Linked DNA regions of Homo sapiens: region 1 is linked to region 2. A link is an interaction called in ENCODE POLR2A ChIA-PET data of the cell type or tissue named here. Cell type or tissue: HCT116. All regions are shown on one strand. Each heading gives the region's core, and the rest is flanking DNA. Links, peaks and the distances in the headings are about the cores only.

Region 1 (10,931 bases), core at 3,657-6,156, 230 kb before region 2:
GAACAGTACAAGTATCTGTCCGAGCCCCTCCTTGCAATTCCTTTGGGTAAGGAACACCTTGTTTATTTGTTTTCTTGAGACCTGGTCTTGCTCTGTTGCCCAGGCTGGAGTGCAGTGGCACGATCACAGCTCACTGCAGCCTCAAATGCCCATGCTCAAGCGATCCTCCCATCTCAGCCTCCAAAGTAGCTGGGACTACAGGTGCACCACCACGCCTGGCTAATTATTTTTTTGTAGAGATGGGGTCTGGCTATGTTGCCCAGGCTTGGAACACCCCGTTTGTTCTGGGTTTGATACTACAGCCCAACCTGTGGTCACCTTTTTGCCTCCTGGGACACAGAAGAGCTCAGACTGAGCCTGGGTGTTGAGGACCTTAGCCGGAAAGTGGCTTCTCCCTCACCCACCCTCACTTGGCCACACACCCCCAGGAAGAAGGACCAATGTTTTCTATCAGTGGCCGTGCCCGGGGTGTCAGAGCTCTAGTGGTATAAATGATACACGGTGAAAGTGAAAACAAAGCCCTCCTCTCTGCCACGTTGCTCTCGCATTGAGCTCCCTTTCCCGGAAGCCCCCTCTCTGCCGCGTTGCTCGCATTGGGTTCCCCATCCCGGAAGCCTCCCTCTCTGCCGCGTTGCTCGCATTGGGTTCCCCATCCCGGAAGCCTCCCTCTCTGCCGCGTTGCTCGCATTGGGTTCCCCTTCCCGGAAGCCCCCTATCTGCCGCGTTGCTCGCGTTGGGTTCCCCTTCCCGGAAGCCCCCCTCTCTGCCGCGTTGCTCGCGTTGGGTTCCCCTTCCCGGAAGCCCCCCTCTCTGCCGCGTTGCTCGCGTTGGGTTCCCCTTCCCGGAAGCCCCCTCTCTGCCGCGTTGCTCGCATTGGGTTCCCCTTCCCGGAAGCAGCTGGTGTTGCCAGTTTCGGGGGCTTTCCCTGGAGATGGGCTGAATCCCCAGCCCTCATTACTGACCATTGACTTCTGCAGGGCTTATCCCGCACCCTTTGCAAGCTTAAAAACCACCAGGAGCCGGGCGCGGTGGCTCATGCCTGTAATCCCAGCACTTTGGGAGGCCGACACAGGCGGATCACAAGGTCAGGAGATCGAGACCATCCTGGCTAACATGGTGAAACCCCGTCTCTACTGAAAATACAAAAAATTAGCCGGGTGTGGTGGCGGGCGCCTGTAGTCCCAGCTACTCAGGAGGCTGAGGCAGGAGAATGGCGTGAACCCGGGAGGCAGAGCTTGCAGTGAGCCGAGATCTCGCCACTGCACTCCAGCCTGGGTGACAGAGCAAGACTCCGTCTCAAAAGAGAGAGAAAAAAAAAAAAAGTTGATGAGGGTTTTGGGCAGGCAGAGGGAATCGAACTCACTCCTCCGTGGTGATCAGCATGAAGGAAGGGGAGAGAAAAGGGGCAGACGAGCCTCTTGTGGCTGCCATAACAGGTGACCACAGACCCGGAAGTATCAATCCGCAGACGTGTGTCCTCTCACGGTTCTGGAGGGCAGAAGTACTAAACCAAGCTGTCTGCAGAGCTGTGCTCCCCTGGGCGCTACAGGAGAGGATCCTTCCGCGTCCTCTGGCTTCTGGGGGCTCTGGCAAACCTGGCTTGTGCTTACCGTCGAATTGCTCCAGTCTCTGCTTCTGTTTTCTGCTGTCTCTCTGTGTCTCCTTCTTTGTTTTTGTTTGTTTGTTTGTTTGTTTGTTTTAGATGAGGTCTTGCTCTGTCACCCAGGCTGGAGTGCAGTGGTGCCATCTTGGCTCACTGCAACCTCTGCCTCCCAGGTTCAAGCAATTCTCCTGCCTCAGCCTCCCGAGTAGCTGGGATTACAGGCGCGCACCAACACGCCCGGCTAACTTTGTGTTTTTAGTAGAGATGAGGTTTGTCCATGTTGGTCAGGCTGGTCTCGAACTCCTTATCTCAGGTGATCTGCCCACCTCGGCCTCCCAAAGTGCTGGGATTACAGGAGTGAGCCACTGTGCCCAGCCATTTTTCTTTAATTAATTTTTTGTGTCTGGAGTCTTGCTGCTGTGTTGCACAGGCTGGAGTGCAGTGGCAGCATCATAGCTCACTGCAGCCCTGAAATCCTAGGGCTCAAGCAATCCTCCCGCCTCAGCTTCCCGAGTAGCTGGGACCACAGGTGTGGACCACCACATCCAGCTTCAACATAAGTTTTAAGCAAATGCAATTAGTCCGTAACAGTCATTTTCCGAGGTTCCCCGTGGACAAGAATTTTGAAGGGACGTCACTAAACCCCTTGCAAGGGAAGTGAGCTTTACTCAGGTCTCAGGAAGCTCCTGGGGTGTGCAGGAAGGGGCGAGGTCACCCCAGGAGGAAGGCGCTGTGCTAAGGAAAGGTGACTGTTGATGGGGCCCCCGTTTGCAGAAACCTGTATGAGTCGTACCACCTCTGTGTAATCTGCCACCTTCAGAGCGCCTGCAGGAAGGCGGCCACGTCACCCCTTTTATAAATGAAACTGGAAGCTCAGGCTGGGAAACCCAAGGTCACAGAACCCAGCCTCAAAGGCAGCCAGCATTTCCACCGCAGGAGTCTGTTCTCTGCACAGAGCTGTCTTGCTCTGTTGCCCGGAGCCAGAGTGCAATGGCACGATTTCGGCTCACTGCAACCTCCACTTCCCGGGTTCAAGCAATTCTCCTGCCTCAACCTCCCAAGTAGCTGGGATTACAGGCGCACAACACCACGCCCAGCTAACTGGCCGACCCACGTTGGCTGGGGGTGCTGACGGCATAAGCTCACCCCTAGGTCCCTCTAGGGTGGCCGATGACAGGACCCTAAGAAGCTCACCCCCAGCTGGGATGTTTCGTTGAAAATCTTCTCTTTTGCCTTTAGTTGCTTGAAAACATTGGACTCATACCCAAGAGCTTTCTAATTGGTTTCGATAGGAAACGGTTCTGAGGTTTCGCCTTTTTTAATATCCTGTTGGTCTGAGACTGGAGTGGCCCCTGGGGTGGCAGGTTTCCCGGTGCATGGGCCCAGCTCTGGTGTGTGGGTTGGGGGATCAGGACAGAGGTTTGTGAGGGGGGCAGTGACCTGCCTGCAGAGAGAGGGGTCGGGACGACGGCCTGTAGCCAGGGTGCAGGGGGATCTGCCTTTCTTTCATTCTACAGGGTCCTCTCCTCTCCCCTCCCCTCCCCTCCCCTCCCCTCCCCTCCCCTCTCCTCTTTTCTTTTCTGTTTTTGAGACAGAGTTTTGCTCTTGTTGCCCAGGCTGGAGTGCTATGGCGCGATCTCGGCTCACTGCAACCTGCAACCTCTACCTCCCGGGTTCAAGCAATTCTCCTGCCTCAGCCTCCCAAGTAGCTGCGAATACAGGCGCGCACCACCATGCCTGGCTAATTTTGTATTTTTAGTAGAGACGGGGTTTCTTTATGTTGGTCAGGCTGGTCTTGAACTCCCGACCTCAGGTGATCCGCGCCCCCCCCTCGTCCTCCCAAAATGCTAGGATTAGCTTTATTGAGATATAACTGACACAGCGTAAAACTCACCCTTTAAAAATGTGCAGCTCAGCGGTTTTTACATTCACAGAGTTGTGCAACCATCTCCTTTATCTAATTCCGGAACATCCTATCACCCCCAAAAGAAGCCCTGTCCCCCATGAGCAGTCACTCCCCATCTCCCCCCGGCAGCCCTGCCACACACGCATCCCCTCCCTGTCCCCATGGATGGGCCTGTCCTGGACATTTCGTAGAAATGGGATCACACACTGCGTGGCCCTCTGTCTCTGGCTCCTTTCATAGAGTGTGATGTCCTCAAGGTCCATCCACACTGTGGCCGGCATCAGAGCCTTGTTCCTTTTCATGGCTGAGTCCTGCTCCATGGTGGCGTTTGCTGTACCAGGTGGGACAGAATGGACATTTCAGTGGTCCTCCGATGTCTGACCTTGCCCTTCACCCTGATTAGGGCTCAGCCTTACTATAAACAAATACTTGCTATGAACTTACTATGTGCGAGGCCTGGGGTAGCAAACTTTTCTGCAGAGATCCAGATGGCAAATGTTTTAGCCTTTGCAGGCTGGACAGTCTCTGCCTGCCATTGTAGCGGGAAAGCCACCACAAGCAATATGTCAACAAGTGGGTGTGGCCGTGTGCCAATAAAACTTTATTTACAAAAACACACAGTCAGCTAGATGTGGTCCAGGGGCCGTAGTTAGCTAACCCCTGGCTTAGGACAAAGGTTCTCAAACTCTCTGGTCCTGACGATTATTCCAAGGAGCTTTTGTTTATATGCCTTCTACTTACGGATATTTGTTGAATTTGAAATCAAAACTGAGAAAATGTCAATCAAATAGGTATTCATTCATTTTAAAATAGCAATTATAAGCTCTCAGGGTAGCCAGAATGACATTTTTTGTTTGTTTGTTTTTCATGGATAGTAACCGTTTTCTTAAAGAGACAAACAAAAAAGTTCATGGAAATACCAAAGAAAGACCAAGAAACTGAGAGCCCAGAGGAACCCACGGAGATGGGACGGTCAGATGCCACATGGGCTCCTGGATGGGGTCACAATGGGGCAGGAAAGGTCGTGAGGGGAAAACTGAGGGAAGCTGAATCGCTGTGGCATTTGGTTACTAGGAAGGTGCCAGCGTTCCCCAGCTGTGAGCAATGCCCTGTGGTTACACAGGGTGGCCCCTGAAGAGGAAGCTGGTGAGGCGTGGGCGGGGACTCTCTCTTTGCAACTTTCCTGTAAATCTAAAATTACTCCAAATAAAATTGTTTATTAAAAAAAAAATAGAACAGGCTGGGCACGGTGGCTCACGTCTGTAATCCCAGCACTTTGGGAGGCCGAGGCGGGTGGATCATTTGAGGTCAGGAGTTCGAGACCAGCCTGGACAACATGGCGAAACCCCGTCTCCACTGAAAATACAAAAATTAGGTGGGTGTGGTGGCACGTGCCTGTAATCCCAGCTACTTGGGAGGCTGAGGCAGGAGAATCGCTTGAACAGGGGAGGTGCAGGTTGCAGTGAGCTGAGGTTGCACCACTGCACTCCAGCCTGGGCAACAGAGTGAGATACACACACACACACACACACACACACACACACCACACACATACAGGTAGAAAAGAGAAAAATGTGGCTGAGAGCTTTGCAAGGGGCATGGGTGAGGAGTAATCTGTGTCCTCAGTGCCCTGGGGTTGGCAGGGATTTGGGCAAGATGGAGAAGCTGGTGAGTGGAAGAGTAGATGGAAGGCCAACCCGTCGGTCAGTCGCAAATATTGACCCGACACTCACTGTGTGCCAGGGACAGCCTAGGTGCTGGGGGCCCAGCCTGATACAGGTGGAATCAAGTCCTGTTCTCAGGGAGCATGTGTCACACAGAGACAGCACATGCCCAGACACACTGGCAAACCAAACAGAGGGTCTTAGAAGATAAGGAAATAGTCACGCCTGTAATCTCAGCGCTTTGGGAGGCCGAGGTGGGAGGATCACTTGAGGCCAGGAGTTTGAGACCAGCCTGGGCAACATAGCAGGACCGTATCTCTACAAAACATTTAAAAAATTAGCCGGGCATGGTGGTGCACACCTGTAGTTCCAGCTGCTCTGGAGGCTGAGGTAGGAGGATCACTTGAGCCCAGGAGGCTGAGGTTGCGGTGAGCTGTGACTGCACCACTGCACTCCAGCCTGGGCAACAGAGCAAGACCCTATCTCAAAAAAAAAAAAAATAAAAAGGAAAAGACAAAATAGGATGAGGTGGCACCAAGAGGAGAGAGTCTGTGCCACGTGGTGTCCAGGAAGGTCTCTAAGGAGGGGACATCCTTGCCAACCCCTGCAGGATGGGGAGGAGCATTGAAGGCAGGAGGAAGGACATTCCGGAGGGCTCCCTGGAAGCGGAGGTCTGGGAGCCACGGGAGGGGACCCAGGCCAGGTCTTTGAGGGCTGGAGGTGGAGAGGAGGATGGGGAGAAGAACAGTCTGAAGCATCATGGCAGAATGTCCTTGGTCTGAGGTGACCTAGTGTGGCTTCTTGATCAGATTGATGGGGTCCTCAGAGCTCACAGCCCAAGGCAGGGTCAGAGCTGCAGGGCTGGGCCGGGCTCAGTGCCTGGATGGCTGGTGAGCTCTGCCTCCCTGAAAGATCCAGTTTCTGGTCCAGGCCAGCGGTTCTTAAGTGGGACAGGTTTGCCTCCAGGGGACTCTGGGTGATATCTGGGGACATCTGTGGTTGTCACGACTGGAGATGCTCCTGGCATGGAGTGGGTGGGGGTCAGGGACGCCACTCAGCACCCTGCAGTGCACCAGGATGGCCCCATCCCAGAGAATGATCCAGCCCTGAACGTCAGAGACTTTGGGTTAACGGAATGTAATTAGGCTGAAATAAGCTAAAGTTTTTCCGATAGTCACGTGCTGGGCAGCACACTGGTGGAAGGCTGGTGCAAAGCTTTCATGCCAGAACCTTCTGATTCCAAGACACTTTCATTCACAGTCACCTGCATGACCAGGGAGGCGGAGCTGCACTTATCCCGTGACCCCAGATGAGGAAACAGTCAGAGGAAGAGGCGGGCAGAACCCGGGCCCCACTGCTCTTGGCAGCTCTTGGAAACATCCTCCCCTAGGGCCCTGGTCACCAGCCTTGCCCAAGAACCCACCAGCTATATTTGTCTGGTTTTTTTTTTTGAGATGGGGTTTTGCTCAGGCTGGAGTGCGATGGCGTGATCTCGGCTCACTGCAACCTGCAACCTCTGCCTCCCGGGTTCAAGCAATTCTGCCTCAGCCTCCTGAGTAGCTGGGATTACAGGCACCCGCCACCATGCCCGGCTAATTTTGTATTTTTAGGAGAGACGGGGTTTCTCCCTGTTGGTCAGGCTGGTCTCAAACTCCTGACCTGAGGTGATCCGCTCGCTTTGGCCTCCCAAAGTGCTGGGATTATAGGCATGAGCCACCACACCCAGCCTTTCTTTGTTTGTTTTTTAATAGAGATGGAGTCTCTAGCCTGGCTAACATGACAAAACCTCATCTCTACTAAAAATACAAAAATTAGCTGGGCACGGTGGCACACGCCTGTAATCCCAGCTACTCGGGAGGCTGAGGCAGGAGAATCGCTGGAACACGGGAGGCAGAGGTTGCAATGAGTCGAGATCGTGCCATTGCACTCCAGCCTGGGCAGCAGAGCGAGACTCCGGCTCAAAATAATAATAATAAATTAGAGATGGGGTCTCACTATTTTGCCCAGGCTGGTTTTGAACTCCTGAGCTCAAGGGATCCTCTCGCCTCAGCCTCCCAAAGCACTGGGATCACAGGTGTGAGGTGCCATGCCTGGCCCACACCAGCTGTGTTTAATCAATGCTGGGCAGCCCTGCAGCTTGGTGACATCAGTGGGCCACTGGCTACTGGGTGTTTTTTCCATCCTGCCCTGTTCCCTGCTGGCACCAGGGGAAAAAGGCCCATACAGGAGTCTGTTCCAGGTCACCAGATCCTGGGGTGGCCCGTAAGGATTTGAAGGGGACAGGAGGCGCCCCTTTGCCGAGGCCCTTCACTGTGTCAGGCACATTGCTGGCTGCCGTGGGTGCACAATCTTAGGGAACCCTCCTGCCTCCTCCGCCTTGCTGCTTCCTTGCAAAGAAAATTTCCCACTGCAGAGGGCAGCTTAATTGCTCAGCAGTGGCTCTTCAGAATCTCACAGATGGGCCAGGCGTGGTGGCTCATGCCTGTAATCCCAGCACTTTGGGAGGCCGAGGCGGGCAGATCATGAGGTCAGGACATCGAGACCATCCTGGCTAACATGGTGAAACCCCATGTCTACTAAAAATACAAAAAAATTAGCCAGGCGTGGTGGTGGGTGCCTGTAGTTCCAGCTACTCTGGAGGCTGAGGCAGGAGGATCACTTGAGCCCAGGAGGCTGAGGTTGCAGTGAGCTGTGACTGCACCACTGCACTCCAGCCTGGGCAACAGAGCAAGACCCTATCTCAAAAAAAAAAAAAAAAAAAAAAAAAACCGGAAAAGACAAAGAAAATAGGATGAGGTGGCACCAAGAGGACAGAGTCTGTGCCACGTGGTGTCCAGGAAGGTCTCTAAGGAGAGGACATCCTTGCCGACCCCTGCAGGATGGGGAGGAGCATTGAAGGCAGGAGGAAGGACATTCTGGAGGGCTCCCTGGAGGCGGAGGTCTGGGGGAGCCTGAATGGTGGGAACCTGGGAGGTGGAGTTTGCAGTGAGCCGAGATCGCGCCACTGCACTCCAGCCTGGGCGACAGAGCGAGACTCCGTCTCAAAAAAAAAAAAAAGAGTGTCACAGATGGCACCTTCAGACCAGACAGTGGCCGCCCAGTACCCCGAAAGTGGCCTAGAAAGCGGGGCTATTCCACACACCTTGCCCAGCCCAGCACTGAAGCCAGGGAAGGAGGGCTTGGGCAGGAGCCGCGGCACAAATCACAGCTGCAAGTTCTGGCTCTGCCAATGGCTACGGGGTGACCTTCAACAATCAGCTGCCTGCCTCCTGCCTCAGTGCCTTGTTTAAAAGCTGAGGAACGCCTTGGCATTGAGAATTGATGTGTGATGCAAGATGGGGCAGCCGCCTTGGAAACCAGTCTGGTGGTTCCTCAAAAGGCTGAACGCGGAGTCGCCACATGACCCAGCAATTCCGCTCCTAGTTATCTGCCCAGAGGAATTGGAAGCAGGTGTTCAAATAGAACCTTGCCACAAATGTTCATACAGTACGATTCACAATGGCTAAAAGGTGGAAATGACCCAAGTGTCCGTCCGTGGGTAAATAGATAAACAGCGTGGCCCTCCACACACTGGAACGAGACTCAGCCGTGAACGAGACTCTGACCCAGGCCACGTGCAGCCTGGATGCCCCTTGAGGATGTCACACTCAGTGAGAGATGCCAGATCCAAAAGGCCACACAGTGTGTCATCCTATTTCTATGAAATGTCCAGGACAGGCCAGTCTAGAGAGGCAGGAAGGGGATGTGTGGGTGCCAGGGGCTGGGGAGGGGGATGGGAAGTGACAGCTGATAGGGATGGGGTGTCTTTTTGGGGGGCTGAGAATGTTCTAGAGCTAGCTAGAGATGATGGCTGCACGAATGCCACTGGATGTCTGGAAAGGGAGCTTTTTTGTTGTGTGCATTTCACCACACATGTGCCTGAGACCCGACGTGCAGGGCCCCCCTGCGGGTACACAGAGGGCAGGGAGAGGGTGCTAGGGAAAGTCGCCGCACCTGCTTTCTGGCGACCATGCTCAGGCTGTAGCTGGGGGAACTCTCTTCCCGCCCTCCTGGGACCTCTCGAGCCTCTTGAGTCTGCTCCCAGTGCCGTTCACCGGGTGGTGAGGATGTGGTCTCGCAACAGACGCCTGCAACGGACCCACCTGTGCGAGGCTGGCCCCCTTTACCCCGGGGGTAGGCGCGGGGCCCGAGTTCCCTGGGTGGATTCTGCATTGCACTTGCCGGCCTTTAGATGTCGCTGTGGCCGTGGCCTTCGCTGGCCTTAGGCTGCGAGCTTCTGTCTGATTCGCACCTTTCTCATTCAGGATCCACACACTGCTGCAGTCCGAGTTTCTTGGCATAGCCAGGGTCCCTTGATCTTCCCCCTCACCAATTAATTAAATCAGGATCTCTCCTGCTAGGTACTGTGGACATCTGGGGCTAGATCCTCTGGGGTCTGGCCATCCTGGGCACTGCAGGGTGCTGAGTGGCGTCCTGGCCTCCACCCACTCCATGCCGGGAGCACCTCCAGGCATGACAACCACAAATGTCCCCAGACATTGCCCAGTGTCCCCTGGGGGCAGGATCACCCCTGATTGAGACCCCCCGCCCAGGTTAGGGGAATCCACAGATTCCCCAAGAGACTCTGCATTCCGTGACCATCTCTCCTACTGAGGTCCCAGGAGGCTGCACACATTGAAATCCACACCCTGAGTGGGGAGGGAGAGAGGAGGAAGAGTCCCAGGAGCTGGGGGTCCCCCTGGTTTATGCCATCTGCCCCGTCGGGAGTTTATTCTTGTATCTACTGTGAGCAGGAGCGGGGACAGATTGCATTCTCCCCAAATAATTAATGCAGGATCTCCCCCTCTCCAGGTAGTGTAGACACCTGCTCTTCCAATGAGGCAGTGGCTTGAGACAATGGACTTTAGATGAGGGGCTGAGAGCCCAAAGCCCCCCTATGTGTTAATTCAACACCTAATTCAACGTATAGTTCAAGCAAACTCACCTAATTCAACGTAGGTGCTAATTCAGCAAGAGACTGTGCAGCCTGTAGCAGGAAGTAGGCTGCAGCCACCAGCCGGGTTAAACTTGCATCAGAAATTCTTTGTCTGAATTCCTTTTCCACGTCCCTTAAACACCATCCCTTTCCCTGGCTGGTTCTACCTGGCTGCAGGGCCATGTTGGGACACTCAGGGCCTGGGGCACATTTGCCCTCCTAGGCTACCTCCTCCGCTCTAAAAATGTCCGACGTTGGCCAGGCACCGTTGTTCACATCTGTAATCTCAACACTTTGGGAGGCCGAGGCGGACGGATCACCTGAGGTCAGGAGTTCGAGACCATCCTGGCCAACATGGTGAAAACCCGTCTCTACTAAAAATACAAAATTAGCCGGGTGTGGTGGTGGGTACCTGTAGTCCCAGCTACCCAGGAGGCTCAGGCAGGAGAATTGCTTGAACTGGGAGGTGGAAGTTGCAGCGAGCCGAGATCGCACCGCTGCCTGGGCGACACAGCAAGACTCTCAAAAAAAAAAAAAAAATTTCTCAAAAAAAAAAAAAAATTCTAAGCTGTATTTTACAATTGTCTTGGCATAAAGACAAACAGAATCCAGGCTGGATTCATGATTATACACTCACAAGTATTTTATTCATCTTTTGTCGACTGGATTTTAAAACATTTCCAGGAACCCTGGACCTGGGGCTTTTGTGCCGTGGGAGCCTGGGTCCTGCCTGGGGGGGGTCCTGGCTTCAGTCTTCTCACTGAGGCCCCTCCCCTCTCCCAG
Region 2 (10,931 bases), core at 3,518-6,017:
GTGTGAACCCGGGAGGTGGAGCTTGCAGTGAGCCGAGATATCACACCACTGCACTCCAGCCTGGGCGACAGAGAGAGACTCCGTCTCAAAAAAAAAAAAAAACAAAAAAAAAAACTACTTTGGGTATTTTGCTGATTTGCCAAAATTTAAAACAAGGTCATTTCCCTGTCTCTGTTTCTCTGTCACCCCAGCTGTGAAAACTTCCTTCGGGAGCTTCTTTAGTCGGGAAAACTGACACACGTAGGAACTCATCTGCTCCACTCCCCGCCCACCCGCCTGGCCTAGGGCAGCCTTCATCTCCACGCCTAGACACTGCCCTTTGATTCCAGATGGCCAAGGAGACACCATCAAGTCACTTCCCGGTGACTTTGCACATGTCCCTTGTATTGCGAACCCAGCCAATCCCATAGCCACTTACCCAAAAGGACTCCCAGGGTGAGGACGACAAGGCTGGTGGCCACCACGCCAATGCTGGCCGCTCGACAGCACGCGGCATCCAGAGCGGGGACTTCCTTGGTTGTCCTGGGCACGAGGTGTACGTCAGCCACAGTGGGCTCCATGGCTCAGAGACACGCAGACAGCGAGCTGGATGCCACACAGCAAGACAGAAACACGGGGTCAGAGGCTGAAGGTGCTTCTCTTCCCATAAGCAAGGGTTGCAACTATACCCTTAAAAACGGCGGGGCGCGGTGGCTCACGCCTGTCATCCCAGCACTTTGGGAGGCTGAGGCAGGAGGACGATTTGAGGTCGGGAATTCCAGATCAGCCCGGCCAACATGGAGAAACCCCATCTCTACTAAAAATCCAAAATTAGCCAGGCATGTTGGTGCACACCTGTAATCCAGCTACCCAGGAGGCTGAGGCAGGAGAATCGCTTGAACCCGGGAGGCGGAGGCTGCAGTGAACCGAGATCACGCTACTGCACTCCAGCCCGGGTGACAGAGCGAGACTCCAAAAAAAAAAAAAAAAAAGACCAGATGCGGTGGCTTATGCCTGTAATCCCAGCACTTTGGGAGGCCAAGGTGGGTGAATCACTTGAGGTCAAGAGTTTGAGACCAGCCTGGCCAACATGGTGAAACCCCATCTCTACTAAAAATACAAAAAATTAGTCAGGCGTGGTGGTGGGCGCCTGTAATCCCAGCTACTCGGGAGGCTGAGGCAGGAGAATCGCTTGAACCCGGGAGGCGGAGGTTGCAGGGAGCTGAGATCACGCCACTGCACTCCAGCCTGGCGACAGAGCAAGACGCCATCTCAAAAAAAAAAAAAAAAGGTGGAACGTGACTGCTGGCTGGGCGGCTGTGTGAGGATGAGGACTCCCGTGGGTCGCTGCGGTCCATTGCTAGAAAGAGTAAGTCTGAAGTTCCCACAGCTGCTGTAACAAAGGACCCCACGCTTGGGGGCTTAGAGGGACACCGAGTTTTCGGCCAGGCGTGGTGGCTCACACCTGTAATCCCAGCATTGTGGGAGGCTGAGGTGAGAGGATTGCTCGAGCCCAGGAGTTTGAGACCAGCCTGGGCAATATAGTGAGACCCCCATCTCCACAAAAAATGAACAAAAATTAGCCAGATGTGGTGGCTCATGCCTGTAATCCTAGCCACTCAGGAGGCTGAGGCAGGAGGATCACTTGAGCCCAGGAGGTGGAAGCTGCAGTGAGCTGTGATTGTGCCACTGTACTCCAGCCTGGGTGACAGAGCCAGACCCTGTCTCAAAGAATTTAAAAATGGAATACTGATTGATTATCTCACAGTTCTGAAAGTCAGAAGTCTGAGATCCATCTTGCAGGGCTCACCATCGAGCTGTGGGCAGGCCTGGGCCCTTCTGGGGGCTCCAGGGGAGAATACGTTTCCCATCTTTACCAGCGTCTTAAGCCTCAGGGCCCCTTCTTCTCCCTTCACAGCCACAGTGCAGCCTCTTCCAGTCTCTCTTTCTCACCCTCCCGCCTCCTTTTTTGTTTGTTTTTGAGACAGGGTCTTTCTCTGTTGCCCAGGCTGGAGTGCAATGGTGTGATCACAGCTCACTGCAGCCTCCACCTCCTGGGCTCAAGCGATCCTCCCACCTCCGCCTCCTAGTAGCTAGGGCCACGTGTGTGCCACTATGCCCAGCTAATTAAGTTTTTTGTAGAGAGGGAGTCTTCCTATGCTGCCCAAGCTGGTCTCAAACTCCTGACCTCACGCGATCCTCCCACCTGGGCCTCCCAAAGTGCTGGGATTACCGGCGTGAGCCACCGCGCCCAGCCTGAGTGCCAGCTTTCGAAGGGAGGTGCATCAAAGAATTTGTGACCACAGACTCTTTTTCTGTCACACTCATCAACAACTCCTGTTGGCTAGTGTTCAAAAGAGATTCCTAATCCAGTCATTCCTCACCATCTGTGCAGCTACGGCTCTGGACAGCCCACCAGCATCCCGTCTGGAGGGACTGGCCTCTTTCCTCCCTCCCCTGCCCCTCTGTGAGCTGGTCACAGCCGTTAAGGGTGCCTTTGAAGTGTCCATCAGATTACATCATCCCTGCGACACACACACTAAAATCCCTCCAGCAGCCTAAAACCCAAAGTGCTCCTGACCTTCACACCCCACCCCTGATTTTTATTTTTTCTTTTTTAAAGAGAGAGAGAGTCTCTCTGTTGCCCATACTGGAGTGCTGTGGTGCGATCTCGGCTCACTGCAACTTCAAATTTCCGGGCTTAAGTGATCCTCCCACCTCAGCCTCCCATAGCTGGGACCACAGGTGTACGTCACCACGCCATGCTCATTTTCCTTTCTCCCTTCCCTTCCCTTTCTCCCTTCCTCCCTTCCTTTCCCTTCCCTTCCTTTCCCTTCCCTTCCTTTCCTTTCCTTTCCTTTCTTTTCTATTGAGATGGAGTCTTACTCTTGTTGACCTGGCTGGAGTGCAGTGGCACAGTCTCTGCTCACTGCAACCTCTGCCTCCCAGGTTCAAGCGATTCTCCTTCCTCAGCCTCCCCAATAGCTGGGATTACAGGCGCCCAGCACCACACCTGGCTAATTTTTATATTTTTAGTAGAGAGGGGGTTTTGCCATGTTGGCCAGGCTGGTCTCGAACTCCTGACCTCAGTTGATCCACCCACCTCGGCCTCCCAAAGTGCTGGGATTACAGGCATGAGCCACCTCACCCAGCCTCACTTTTCTATTTTTTTGTAGAGAGGGGAATCTTGTTATGTTGCCCAGGCTGGTTTTGAACTCCTGACCTCAGGTGATCCACCCGCCTTGGCCTCCCAAAGTGCTGGGATTACAGGCGTGAGCCACTGCACCCGGCCTCATTTTTCTGTTTTTTGTGGAGAGGGGATCTTGCTACATTGCCCAGGCTGGTTTTGAACTCCTGGCCTCAGGCAACCTTCCCTCCTCAGCCTCCCAAAGTGCTGGGACCACAGGTGCACTGTGCAGTGGCGTGATCTCACTACAAGCTCCGCCTCTCAGGTTCAAGTGATTCTCATGCCTCAGTCTCCCAAGTAGCTGGGACCACAGGCGTGTGCCATCACACCTGGCTAATTTTTGTATTTCTAGTAGAGATGGGGTTTCACCATATTGGCCAGGCTGTTCTCAAACTCCTGGCCTCAAGTGACCCACCTGCCTTGGCCTCCCAAAGTGCTGGGATGACAGGTGTGAGCCACTGTGCTGGCAGCAGTAAATATTTTCATGCTCACAAGGCAGTCAGGACTGTGTCCCTTCACTCTCCCATTGTCACGCTAAAGCAGCCGACCACGTGTAAAGAATTAGACACAACTATGTTCTCGTCACACTTTATGGACACTAAAATTCAAATCCTGGCTGGGTGCAGTGGCTCACGCCTGTAATCCTATCTTTGTTTTTTTGGTTTTTTTTTTTTTGAGACGGAGTCTTGCTCTGTCACCCAGGCTGGAGTCCAGTGGCGCGATCTCGGCTCACTGCAAGCTCCGCCTCCCAGGTTCACGCCATTCTCCTGCCTCAGCCTCCCAAGTAGCTGGGACTACAGGCGCCCGCCACCACGCCCAGCTAATTTTTTGTATTTTTAGTAGAGACGGGGTTTCACCATGTTAGCCAGGATGGTCTCAATCTCCTGATCTCGTGATCTGCCCACCTCAGCCTCCCAAAATGCTGGGATTACAGGCGTGAGCCACCGTGCCCGGCCAATCCCATCTCCTTAAGAGGCCGCGGCAGGACAATCGCTTGAGTCCAGGAGTTTGAGACCAGCCTGGGCAACATAGCAAGACCCCATGTCGACAGAAAATAAAAATTAAATTAGCTGGGCATGGTGGGGCACGTATCTGTGATCCCAGCTACTCAGAAGGCTGAGGTGGGAGGACTGCTTGAGACCAGGAGGTTGAGGCTGCAAGGACCTGTGATCACACCACTGCACTCCAGCCTGGGTGACAGAGCAACACCCAGTCTCTAGTAATAATAATAAAATGAAAAAATAATTCTGCAGACCAGATCTGGCTCTGGCCCACAGGATGTTGTTTCCTGACCCCTGGAATAGATACGTAATCTTTTTTTATTTTTTAGAGACAAGGTCCTGCTCTGTCACCCAGGCTGGAATGCAGTGGTGCTATCATAGCTCACTGCAGCCTCTACCTCGCAGGCTCAAACGATCCTCCTGCCTTAGATTCCAGAGTAGATAGGACTACAGGCATGCCACCACACCCGGTTAATTTTTTTATACTCTGTAGAGATTGGGGTCTCACTATGTTGTCCAGTCTGGCCTTGAACTCCTGGCCTCAAGTGATCCTCCTGCCTCGGCCTCCAGATGTGAGCCGCTGTACCCGGCCACCTCTCTGACCGTTTATAATCATTTGCCAGTCCCTGTTCCGGGTGTTCTCCCACTGATGAGTCATCACTAAGGCTTTGAAATGTAAAAGGATTTACAAGCATGAGTCCCAGAACATGGCCAGGTGGCAGCCATGTGCAACGGCAACACCGCAACGTTCATCCATGCTCCTGCCGCTTTCAGTCTCGTTGGAGCAGGGGATCCACCCATTTTCCGCGAGAAACTGCCTGTGTCGCATGGATCCCTAAGCAGAACTGGGCAGCTGTCGGCCCCTGAGGGATGTAACAGGACACCTGGGGCAGGCAGACTCCACCGGGAGCACTGGGATCCCTCCTCCTGGGATTCAAGCCCTGTGCGAGCCCCGCCCCCTCGAGCCCCGCCCCCTCGAGCCCCGCCCCCGCGAGCCCCGCCCCCCGCGAGCCCCGCCCTCCGCGAGCTCCGCCCCCTGCGAGCTCCGGCTGTGACCCCTTCTCACCAATGGATGGGCCAAGGTAGCCACGGTGGCCTCAGGTAATCCGCCCGCCTCGGCCTCCCAAAGTGCTGGGATTATAGGATTACAGGTGTAGGCCACCGCGCCTGGGCTTTTCTCTCTTTTTTTTTTTTTTTGAGATGGAGTTTGGCTCTGTCCCCCAGGCTGGAGTGCAGTGGCATGATCTCAGCTCACTGCAACTTCTGCCTCCCGGGTTCAAGCAATTCTCCTGCCTCAGCTTCCCGAGTAGCTGGGATTACAGGTGCATGCCACCACACCCAGCTAATTTTTTTTTTTTTTTTTTTTGACGGAGCCTTACTCTGTCGCCCAGGCTGGAGTGCGGTGGTGCGATCTTGGCTCACTGCAAGCTCCATTTCCCAGGTTCACACCATTCTCCTGACTCCGCCTCCTGAGTAGCTTGGACTACAGGCGCCCGCCACCACGCCTGGCTAATTTTTTGTATTTTTAGTAGAGACGGGGTTTCACCACGTTAGCCAGGATGGTCTCGATCTCCTGACCTCGTGATCCTCCCGCCTTGGCCTCCCAAAGTGCTGGGATTACAGGCGTGAGCCACCGCGCCTGACCACACCCAGCTAATCTTTGTACTTTCAGTAGAGATGGGGTTTCGCCATGTTGGCTGGTCTCGAATTCCTGACCCCGGGTGATCTGCTCGCCTCGGCCTCCCAAAGTGCTGGGATTACAGGCGGGAGCCACCACACCTGGTTCTCTAGCTTACATTCTTTTACTCTCGTGAGACCCCAAGAGACCTTAACCTCAAACTCTGCATGTTCTCAGTCTGCAGGGACGCCTTTCTCTGCAGAGGGTGGGGGATCACCTCCACATTGTCTGCAAAGGTGGATCTCATTGCCTCCCCTCCGCCTCAGCTCCCCTGGGATGCTGTGTCTGCTGCGTGGGCGGAGAATGATTCATGCCTGGCCTCCAACACACTTTTCCCCATTAGAAACCCACAGAAAAGGAAGCTGGGGGAACAATGCCATTCTGTTTCCCCGGGCGGGGTCCCCTGGACGTGCCCACGTGGCCGAGGGCTTCTCTGGAGGGAGTGGAGTTGCTCTGGACACCCGTGGGGATGAAAACCAGGCCTCGGTGGGCAGATAAGATACAGAACACCGCATGGAGCTTGAGTTTCAGACAATCAAACATCCTTTTGTAGCCTAAGTGTGTCCCTGGGATGGTTCAGTCTATGCAATACCTTGGCCGGGCTTTGGTTCTTTGGTCAAACATTATTCTAGCTGTTTCTGTGAAGGTAATTTTTAGATACAATTAACATCTATTTATTTATTTTTATTGTTTTGAGATGGGGGGGTCTCACTCTGTCCCCCAGGCTGGAGTGCAGTGGTGTGATCATAGCTCACTGCAGCCTCGACCTCCTGGGCTCAAGCGATCCTCCCACCTCAGCCTCCAGAGTAGCTGGAATATGGATGTGTACCACTATGCCAGCTAAGTTAAAAAATTTCTTTGTAGAGTCAGGGTGCAGTGGCTCACACCTGTAATCCCAGCACCTTGGGAGGCCGAGATAGGAGGATCACTGGAGCCCAGAGCTCAAGACCAGCCTGGATCATGTAGGGAGACCCTGCCTCTAAGAAAATTTTAAAAATCGTAATTTTTTTTTTTAGAGACGGGGTCTTGCTATGTTGCCCAGGCTGGTCTGGAACTACTGGCTTCAAGCCATCTTCCTGCCTCAGCCTCTCAAAGTGCTGAGAACCACTGCACCCACCCAGCCCAATTAACTTCTCCTTTTTTTTTTTTGACGGAATCTAGCTGTGTCACCCAGGCTGGAGTGCAGTGGTGCAATCTTGGCTCACTGCAAACTCTGCCTCCCAGGTTCAAGCAATTCTTGTGCCTCAGCTTCCCAAGTAGCTGGGATTACAGGTGCCTGCCACCATGCCTGGCTAATTTTTGTATTTTTAGTAGAGACGGGATCTTGCTATGTTGGCCAGGCTGGTGTGGAACTCCTGATCTCAGGTGATCCACCTGCCTCGGCCTCCCAAAGTGCTGAGATTACAGGCGTGAGCCACTGCGCCAAGCCCAATTAACATTTAAATCGGTAGATATTAAATAAAGCAGGTGACCCTCCATAATGTGGTGGGCCTCACCCAATCAGTCGAAGGCCTTAAAAGACTGAGGTTCCCCAAGAGGAAGGAAATCTGCCTCCAGATAGCCTTTGGGCTTGAGACTGCAGCATCAGCTCTTCCCTAGGTCTCTGGCCTGCCCTGCAGATTCCAGACCTGCAGCCCCTCAATGGTATGAGCCAAATCCCTAAAATAAATCTCAATCTGTGTGTGTGTACATGTGTGAGTCTGTGTGCGGGTGTGCATCTGTGTGTGCGTGTGTGCATCTGTGTATGTGTGGATGTGTGCGTTTGTGCGTATGTATCTGTGTGCATGTGTGCTTTTGTGTGTGCATGTGTGCATGTGTGTATGTGTGCACGTGTGCATGTGTGTATGTGTGCATGTGTGGTCTGTGTGTACGTGTGCATTTGTGTGTGCATGTGTCTGTGTGTGTGTGCATGTGCATCTGTGTGTGCATCTGTGCGTATATGTCTGTGTATCCACTCAATTGGTCCTGTTTCTCTGAAGAATTCTGTCTCTAATCTGTATTTTAGTATAAGTATGTCTCTCTTGTGCAAAATGTAGGACATTCTCCGACTCCTACTAAAAAAATGTTTTGACCGGGCGCGGTGGCTCACGCCTGTAATCCCAGCACTTTGGGAGGCCAAGGTGGGAGGATCGCCTGATGTCAGGAGTTTGAGAACAGCCTGGCCAACATGGCGAAACCCCATCTCTACCAAAATAAAAAAATTAGCCGGGCATGGTGGCACATGGTTTCTTGGGAGGATGAGGCAGGAAAATCACTTGAACCTCAGAGGCAGAGGTTGCAGTGAGCACTCCAGCCTGGGCAACACAGAGTGAGACCCTGTTTAAAAAAAAGAAACGTTTTGGTTGTTAATCTGAAATTCTGGCTGGGTGCTGTGGCTCATGCCTGTTATCCCAACAGTCTGGGAGGCTGAGGCAAGTGGATCACCTGAGGTCAGGAGTTCGAGACCAGCCTGACAACATAGTGAAACCCCGTCTCTACTAAAAATACAAAATTAGCTGGGCGTGATGGCACACGCCTGTAATCCCAGCTATTTGGGAGCCTAAGATAGGTCAATCTCTTGAACCCAGGAGGTGGAGGTTGCAGTGAGCTGAGATTGCGCCACTGCACTCAAGCCTGGGCGACAGAGCGAGACTCCGTCTCAAAATAAATGAATGAATGAATGAATGAATGAATGAATACATATCTGAAATTCTAATGTCTCCGAGGGTGCTAAATGTTTTATTGTTGAGTCTGGCAACCCTATGCTGGGGCCCAGCCAGAATGTTCCCTCCTCAGGGGAACGTGTTCCTCTGGGAACAGCCACTCCATGCCTGGCCGCTACCATCCAGAGCCAATGAGAAAGGAGAGATGTACCAGGGTGGCGGGGAGTGAGGCAGGGGCGGCATGGAGCAAGGCAGGGGCAGCGTGGAGCGAGGCAGGGGCGGTGGGGAGGCAGGGGCAGCGGGGAGTGAAGCTGCACCACACTTTCCCATTTACTCTTACGCTTGAGTTGAACTGCCTTCAGACGAGCCAGAGAATCTCCAAGAATCACTTGATGGATGGTTTAGAAACAAAAGACACCGAGATTCACTTCTGTGATTAGAGCTGGAAAGGCACATTTAGAGTATGAGCTCACTCCCCAACACACACACACACACGCACACACACACACAGTGTTCATTCAACCCCAGCTGCCTCTGCTGACCCTGCCCCGCGGGTTTTCTAAGGATTCCTGTGTTCTCTAAATGGTCTTGTCATCACCATTATTGGTTCACAGAAAGAACTCCACAGCTATTTAGCATCAAACATAGAAGCGCCATTCATTTCACTCTCTCCATCCAGCCAACCTTTACGATGGGCCAGGCCTGGCTGCGTCGAACCCTGAATGAGACAGATACGATTCTCTGAGCTCAGAGAGCTTCAATCCAAGTGGAAGAGGCCCAGATCCATTAACATGATGCTACAAGAATGGCTCAAAACTAGAAGCACAACCAGAAACTTTGAATCTGTGTACAGGGGTCTTTGATTTAGACACGCCGTCAGGGGAGGGTTTTCTGAGAGAGTGATGAGTTATTCAAGTTCGGAAGGATAAATAGGAATTGAGTAAGCCTCCAGTGGAAGGAACGGATCCTACATGGCAGGGATAAAGTATCTAGAATCCCTGTGGCAGAAGTAAGGAAGTCAAGGCTATTGTAGAGAAACTGTATTAGTCAGCTATTGCTGTGTAACAAATCAGCACAAACTTAGCAGCTTCAAACAACATGCACTTGTTACCTCCTCACTTCCTGGGGTCAGGATTCTGACAGGGTTTAGCTGGGCCTTCTGCTCAGCATCTCATGAGGCTGCAATCCAGGTGTTAGCTGGGCTGCATTCTCATCTGAGGCTTGACTGGGGAAGAATCCACTGTCTTTTTTTTTTTTTTTGGTGGAGTCTTGCTCTGTTGCCCAGGCTGGAGTGCAGTGGCACAACTTTGGCTCACTGCAACCTCTGCCTCTCAGGTTCAAGTGATTCTACTGCCTCAGCTTCCCCAGTAGCTGGGATTACAGGTGCATGCCACCATGCCTGGCTAATTTTTTTTTTTTATTTTTAGTAGAGACGGGGTTTTGCCATGTTGGCCAGGCTGGTCTTGAACTCCAGACCTCAAACGATCCACCCACCTTGGCCTCCCAAAGTCCTGGGATTACAGGCATGAGCCACTGTACCTGGTTTTTTGTGGGGTTTTTTTGTTGTTTTTTTTTAAGACAGGGTTTCACTCTGTGACCCAGGCTAGGGTGCAGTGGCACAATTGTAGCTCATTGCAGCCTCGATTTCTTGGGCTCAAATGATCCTCTTGCCTCAGTCTCATGACTCTCTGCATGATTCTCCCACTAAGTGGGAGCTGAGAGCATAAACAGTCATACAACACCAGCAAGGTCCAAAATGGCAGCCACTGGCCCCATGTGGCTATTAAAACTAAAGTTAATTACAACCAGCCAGGTGCAGTGGCTCATGCCTGTAATCCCAGCACCATGGGAGGCTGAGGCACTATGGGAGGCTGAGCACTATGGGAGGTCGAGACCAGCTTGGGCAACATAATAAGACCCCATCTCTATAAAAAATAGAAAAAGTAGCTGGGCATGGTAGCATGCACCTGTAGTCCCAGCTACTCTTGAGGCTGAGGATCAGTGAGCCAAGGAGGTCGAGACTACAGTGAGGTGTGATTGTGCCACTGCACTTGAGATGGGCAAGAGAAAAGAAAGAAAGAGAGAAAGAAAGAGAGAAAAGAGAGAATGAGAGAGAGAGAGAGAGAGAAAGAGAAAAAGAGGAAGGGAGAGAGGAAGGAAGGAAGGAAAGAAAGAAAAAGAGAAAGAAAGAAAGAAAGAAAGAAAGAAAGAAAGAAAGAAAGAAAGAAAGAAAGAAAGAAAGAGAAAGAAAGTTAGTTTAGGGAATGTCAGGGCCTAGTGTGGGGTGGGGTAGGAGAACTGTGAGAGGTGAGGCAGGAAGGCCCAACAGCCCCATCTGGAAGGCTGCTGTGCACCACACTCAGAAGCTCAGGCTTGCTGGGCACGGTGGCTCATGCCTGTAATCCCAGCACTTTGGGAGGCCGAGGCGGGCAGAACACGAGGTC

The links. ChIA-PET counts read pairs that join two places held together with the same protein. Peaks named below come from ENCODE experiments on the same cell type or tissue, not always from the same donor. Only the 100,000 strongest peaks of a DNase experiment are listed, where the experiment ranks them.
Region 1: POLR2A ChIA-PET joins it to region 2 with 6 read pairs; 3 of 35 experiments call an interaction of 5 or more read pairs at or near these places.

Annotation. Positions count from the first base shown.
Region 1 is chr19:2,612,465-2,623,395 of GRCh38, reverse strand. All of the region lies in intron 2 of GNG7 (G protein subunit gamma 7), which reads left to right. Among named protein-coding and RNA genes, the nearest start is that of MIR7850, 13 kb to the left of the region's middle. RefSeq lists enhancers at 1,220-1,419, 2,299-2,598, 3,931-4,225. In HCT116, for the core only: no CTCF peak of the experiment used is centred there; a DNase peak (open chromatin) is centred at 4,605; H3K4me3 peaks cover 941 bases; H3K27ac peaks cover 1,521 bases.
Region 2 is chr19:2,379,415-2,390,345 of GRCh38, reverse strand. It overlaps TMPRSS9 (transmembrane serine protease 9), which reads right to left. Exons shown (of 19, transcript NM_001395513.1): 2 at 419-585. The coding sequence starts at 560. Among named protein-coding and RNA genes, the nearest start is that of TMPRSS9, 25 kb to the right of the region's middle. In HCT116, for the core only: no CTCF peak of the experiment used is centred there; a DNase peak (open chromatin) is centred at 4,935; H3K4me3 peaks cover 1,392 bases; H3K27ac peaks cover 1,766 bases.